2 separate regions of the Mus musculus genome follow, and region 1 is linked to region 2. The links are chromatin contacts, found by Hi-C in ENCODE. All regions are on one chromosome and are shown on one strand. Each heading gives the region's core, a stretch centred on a gene start or an enhancer-like site at or near the end of the contact. The rest is flanking DNA. Distances are from core to core; before and after follow the strand shown.

The links. Hi-C counts contacts between places; a loop is a spot of excess contacts on that map.
Region 1: a loop to region 2 is called in a map of T-helper 1 cell, with 6 times the contacts of the local background. The contact joins the promoter of Nwd1 here to the enhancer-like site in region 2. A Hi-C loop is called at or near these places in 3 of 37 maps with a recorded cell type or tissue (T-helper 1 cell, T-helper 17 cell and T-helper 2 cell).

Annotation. Positions count from the first base shown.
Region 1 is chr8:72,644,685-72,648,131 of GRCm38, reverse strand. Nwd1 (NACHT and WD repeat domain containing 1) reads right to left here and starts at 1,421. Exons shown (of 19, transcript NM_176940.5): 1 at 1,123-1,421.
Region 2 is chr8:72,263,773-72,266,786 of GRCm38, reverse strand. No RefSeq gene overlaps it. Among named protein-coding and RNA genes, the nearest start is that of Gm51537, 17 kb to the left of the region's middle. Within about 2 kb of position 1,251, at least 1 of the 3 ENCODE cell types and tissues checked has a DNase peak (open chromatin) inside an H3K27ac peak, as active enhancers do.

The sequences.
Region 1 (3,447 bases), core at 172-2,671, 380 kb before region 2:
TTTCAGGACAGCCAAGGTTGCACAGAGACCCTGTCTCAACACAAAAACTAAAATAAAGTTTTATTAGTTTAAAGTTTAGTTTACAAAAACTAAAAATAAAGTCAAAGGTTAAAAAGCAGAACAGAACAAAACAAAACTACAGGGCTAGCAAGATGGATCAAAAGGCAAAGGAGCTTGCAGCCAAGCCTCATGAGTTGAGCTGGTCCCTGGACCAATATGGTGCTGTCCACACACAGGCTGTGTCACACTCATACATGCAAGACTGCATCATATTCAGCATGTGGACAGGCACCTTTGACAATCACTTCCAAATTCATATTTAGAGGAGGCTCAAAACATTTTGGTCTTGATCTTCACCCCAAAATCCCGGGTTGTTATGCCCTCTGACCTTGGCTTACTCAATTTCTTCATGACACTGAACCACTCTGTGAGAAGGGGTGAGGGGGAGAGTGTAACCTGACCTATTGGCCCCTAGCTGTAACCACTAAAGATAGAAATCACCACCTCCCATTGCCACCAAAGTCCACAACCAAAAATCTCTTCAGATGTCAATGTCTCCCTGGGGATAGGATCCCCTTGGTAAAGGTCCCCTGGCCTAAACTGGACACAGTGGCACACACCTGTAAACACATGGGGTGCTTGCCTAGCATGGGAATCAGAAGGTGGAGGCAGGAGGATCAGGAGTTCAAAGTCATCCTTATTTATATACGTGGTGAGTTCAAGGCCAGTATGGATTTCATGAGACAACCCCATAGACACCAAGTAGGTAGGGATGGGGCACCATTCAGGCTATGTATGCCTGAGAAGCTGTTGTTGCACACTAGCCTGGGTCAGCAGAGCAAATGGAGACCAGCCTGGATTATAGGAGATCCTGCCTCAAAAAAAGGCAGAAGATGTGAGGAGGGGGAGGAGAAGAAAAAGGAGGAAGAGGAGGAAGAGGCGGAAGAAGGGAAGGTGGAGGGGGGGCTGTCTGTACTTTATCTCGGTCCTTTGCACATGCTAAACTAAATCTTTCCCATTCTCATTTCAGTGTAAATGCTACCTCTTCTGAAGGTCCTTGATTCGATGTGTCCTTTCAACCACTCCCCGTGGGGCCCACCCCGTATTCTGTGCCATACTCACCCTCAGCTCCCAAGGCTCTCCATGTTCAGTGTCTGCTCCCTGGGAAGTGTGGGACCCACAGGTGCATAAATCCTAAAACCATGCGTCAGCATGCCCAGCACACAGTAGGGGCTCACTGACAAATCTTGAGCTCAGTGAGTGCTTGGGCAGCTGCCCATCATTTTGGCTCCTGTATGTTAACTGCAAACACCTCAGCAAGAATGAGGCATCTTCAAGGGCCCTTTTGCAGCGTCTACTCCAGGCTCTCTCCAAGATGCCCGCTTCCCTCTTGCTGCCATGGAGGGCGTCATTTGGAAGTCTCTAGGAGAAGCGGGTGAAAGAAGGAAGTTCCTGGGCCCAGAGCCACAGCGGAAACAAGGCTCTGCCTCTCTTGGTAACTTTTGTCTTAGGTACTTTCTATTCACCCAGCTGAGTTCTCCCAGCAAGTGGGATAAAAGAAAGGAACTGGCTGTGTTGCAGCCCAGGCTGGGCACCCGGCCAGACCCGGCGGTTAACTGTTGTGTGCCAGGCTTGACAGTTCACAGCAGCCAAGCTGTCAGTGGGGGTGGTGCATGATGCAGTCTGGTCCACATCTGCTGCTGACTGTCATGCCATCCCGGGGTCACAGGAAATGTGCTTCAGCGCTGGATTCAGGTCAGAGGTTAAAAGCGATTGTTGCTCTTCCTGACTACCTGTGTTCTGTACTGAGCTACCTTGGATGTACCTCCAATCCATCAGTGAGGGAACTCAAGGCAGGAACTGAAGCAGAGGCCATAGAGGGTGCTGCGTACTGGCTTGTTCCCCATGTCTTGCTCAGCCTGCTTCCTTAGACATCCAAGGATCACCTGCCCAGGGGCACCACCCATAGTGAGCTGGGACCTCCCACATCAATCACTAAGAAAATACAGCTGTCTAATTTGACTTAAGACCCACTCAACAGGAAGGAGATTAAACTGGTACTGGAAACCTAGCCAGGTTCTCAGAGTTAGTAAGGTCAGGGATCTTAGAAAAGAATCTACTACCACCACTTTGCTAAATTAGCATAGTCTCTGACTTCGTTCTACCTTAGACCCACAGATAAGTGCAGCTACCACCCCTCATCACTAAGCCTCTTTACAGCAAATAGAGCCCATCACAGCAAGCCACCACTGGCTGGACAATTCAGAGATCAGGAGGTGGTGGGAACCAGCCCCAGTAGATACATCCAGTCACAGCTCTTGCATCTGTGACTCGGGGAACATCTACAAAGAGGCAAGAGGAAGATTAGAACAGAAGAGCCAGAATAGCAGAAAGTCTGCTGTGAAACGGTCTCCCAAGAAATGGCTCCATAAACAAGACAAGAACAAGGTCAAGGTCAATAGACATGTTCATCTGGAAGTGAGAAAACTCGCCCCTCTCCTAGACAAAGAACTACAGGCAACTAAAGACAGCTACAAGAGGGAAAGCTAGCCTCTCCCAGGGATAAGGACCCTCACTGCTTGTCCAATGCAGTGTGATCAACTCTGAAACCATCCACACACAAACAATAGAAACAGGCTCAGCATGTTGTAGTCATATATGTGATCTGGTCACACACATATGTATGTAACAATACTAACCACGGCTGGAGAGATGGCTCTGCAGTTAAAAGCACTGACTCCTCGTCCAGAGGTCCTGAGTTCAATTCCCAGCAACCACTTGGTGGCTCACAACCATCTGTAATAGGATCTGATGCCCTCTTCTGATGTGTCTGAAGACAGCTACAGTGTACTCATATACATAAAATAAATAAATGTTTTTTTAAAAGCCCACCCCCCGGCCCCAGAGACGGTTTCTCTGTGTAGCTCTGACTGTCCTGGAACTTGCTCTGCATACCAGGTTGACCTCGAACTCAGAGATCCACCTGCTTCTGCCTCCCAAGTGTTAGGATTAAAGGCATGTGAGCACATTTTGCTTACATATGCTTGAGACAGGTTCATGTAGCTGGACTGGCCTTGAATTCATCCTCCTGCCTCTCTGCTTTGCTGCTAGATGGCAGATGAGCAGCATTTGGGGAACAATTAGGTCTTTGGTTCTTACAGTGGTTTATAGTTTACTAGGCTCCAGGGCATTTCTGTGTGCCTTCAGTCATCTCCTGCAAGCCTAACATCATCCTCACCTTGTGGGAAAGGCATCAAGGCTGAGTCAAGGCACAGTTGGCTGCTGAGCAGGGAAGCCAGTGTGCTGTGCTCCACACTAGCATGGCAGTGACGCCCTCTGGAGTTGAGTTTGGGAACTGTGCACAAACTGGTACAGCTCCTTGTTCCAGATCCCACTTCAGGAAGGAAGAGGCACACCATCAAGCTTGCACATTTGAGGGGATAACAG
Region 2 (3,014 bases), core at 2-2,501:
GCTGCCAGGGGCTGAGGGAGGGAGTGGGCCAAGACTGCTGTTGGATATGAGTTTTCTTTCTGGGTAAAAAGAGTGTTCTGGAACTTAGTAGAAGTGATAGTTGTACTACACTTACTTCTGAATTTCACCAATGTATTTCATGTGGATTTAAAAATCAATTAAAATAGTTTGAGGGGCTGAGGCTATAGCTTAGCTGTTAGGGTGCTTGTAGCTCATTTGTTAGGGTGCTTGTAGCTCAGTTAACATGCATGATACCCTGGGTTCATTCCTAGCACCACATAAACTAGATGTGGTGGCAGTCACCTGTCACCTCAGCACTGAGGAAATAAGGCAGGGAGATCAGGAATTCATGTTACCTTCTACTACTTGGCAGGTTGGAGGGCAGCCTGACTGCATGAGACCCTTACAAAAACAAAAACCTAAAGTTGTGTGTGGTGACTTGCACCTGTATTTCTAGCACCATGACACTGAGGTCCAAGATCCATTCAAGTCTGTGGCCAATCTAGGCTATGTAGTTTGACTCTGCTCCCCAGATGCACACACATATTTATATGCGTATGTATTGACTTATTTACAATTACTTTATTATGGTGTTATGTGTGAGTGGTGCGTGCACGTGCACATGCACGTGGATGTCATGGATCTTCTGTCACTCTCCACCTTATTCTCGAGTCAGAGTCCAGACTGGCATCCAGCAAGCCCCAGCTCTGGGTCACAGGCTCGCAGCCATGGCCAGCTTTTTACAAGGATTCTGGGATCCGAACTCAGGTCCTCGTGCTTCCATGGAAAGCTCCCTTGCCACTGAGCCAGCCCAGCCCACTATGGATTTTCCAGTGTGTAACAGGGATGGGCTCGGGGCAGAATTCTATACAACCATGGAGGAATGCTGGGGTTCTTTCATCTGGAGATTTCGGTTGACTTCCTGCATGCATCCCTCAATCCCATCACAGTTCAGGCCCTTCTGAGCCCATTTCCCAGACAGGGTATGGAGGGGTATGGAGGCTCGGATGCTGGCAAGAAGTTGAGTCAGGGTGGCAGTCAGGTGCGACAGGCTCCAGCATCCTCGTGCCTAGCTCTCCCTCCTGTGCAGCGGGGGGGGGGGGGGGGGGGGGGGAGGTGGTGGAGCGATTGTGAGCATGACCATGTGACCTCCCACAAGTTCTTCCCGTGGTTCGGCTGCTGCAGCCAGGCCTTCTGGGAAGCCATCCCAGGTGCAGCCTGTTTCTCTTGGAAGCTATTTGGGTGGGAAACAAGAGGGCAAGCGGAGCCAAAGGGTGGAGCCTGTGCAGGAAGAGGCAGCACTTAGGACCTGTGGTATCTCCTGCTCTGCTCTCTTGGACTTCTTGAGAGCTGTTGCCTGTTGGACTCAGTGTCTCTGTGTGAGAGTGCTCAGATGTGTGCAACTGCATGCACACAGAGGCCACAGAAGTACATCAAAGATCATTCCCTATCACTGTCTTTGCCTTACTCCTTTTGAGGTAGCCACTTCTTGAATCTAGACTGGTTTTTGAGGAATGCTGTTAGTCAGCAAGCCCCACTGACTCTCTTGCCTTCCTTGATAGATATTGTGGGATTCCCAGTTTTTTACACGGGTATTCAGGTCAAAGATCATGGGTGCACATGCTTGCACATGCTTTGTTACATGGGTATACAGATCAAAGATCATGGGTGCACATGCTTGCACATGCTTTGTTACACAGGTATTCAGATCAAAGATCATGGGTGCACATGCTTTGTTACATGGGTATTCAGATCAAAGATCATGGGTGCACATGCTTTGCTACACAGGTATTCAGATCAAAGATCATGGGTGCACATGCTTGTACATGCTTTGTTACATGGATATTCAGATCAAAGATCATGGGTGCACATGCTTTGCTACATGGGTATTCAGATCAAAGATCATGGGTGCACATGCTTGCACATGCTTTGCTACATGGGTATTCAGATCAAAGATCATGGGTGCACATGCTTGCACATGCTTTGCTACATGGGTATTCAGATCAAAGATCATGGGTGCACATGCTTGTACATGCTTTGCTACATGGGTATTCAGATCAAAGATCATGGGTGCACATGCTTTGTTACACGGGTATTCAGATCAAAGATCATGGGTGCACATGCTCACACAGCAAGTGCTCATAACTACTCACCTCTTTTTTAAAAATTTTTTGAAATTAGGTATTTTCTTCATTTACATTTCCAATGCTACCCCAAAAGTCCCCCATGCCCTCCCCCGCCCTCACCTCTCTTGTCTTTTGGGAGAGAGAGTTTCTTCAGTAGTGTAGCCACTGGCTACCTTGAGCACCTCTATACTACACCCTGCATGCTGCTGTAAGCAGCCATCGTGAAACTCATGGAGTGATCAAGAAGAGGAGGAGGAGGAAGAATAAAAAGAGCAGGAGAAGGAGAAGCAGCAGGAGGAGGAACAGGAGGAGGACTAGTTGGGAAGAGAAAAGAGATCAGTGGGTGTGGAAGTGGGGTAGGAGATCATGGGGGGGGGGAGAATACGATCAAAATACATCCCATGCATGTATGAAAACACCAGAATGGAATTCAACATGCATAATTCATACACACAAATTTAAAACTTTAGGGCCCAGAGAGAGGTAAAGGTGGTTGTTAAGCCTCGGGAGTTGGTATGGTTCAAGGAGACAGCTGTGGCCAGTTCCCACTGAGTTTCTCTTCTCAGGTACAGCAGTGGGCACAGAGCCGAGACTGCAAAGTGCTTGTAACCTGTATGAGCTGGTCCCACTGGTAGGGCTACAATCAGAGCCAGATATCACTGAGTGTTGGAAAGGGTATAGAGCAACTGGAACGTTCTCCCTCTCTGCTGCGGAAGAAAAGCTTACCAGCTCAGAAAACTGCAGCATCCATTAACCTGAGCTCAGGAAAATTCCAACATCTCTGCTGGACACTAACTACACCTCTGCCCTAGTGCATGCTTGAAATGGCTTTGTGCCCACGAGCTCAGGTAGCACAGTAGGTGGTAAGGACCAACAGGGAAGGGGTCA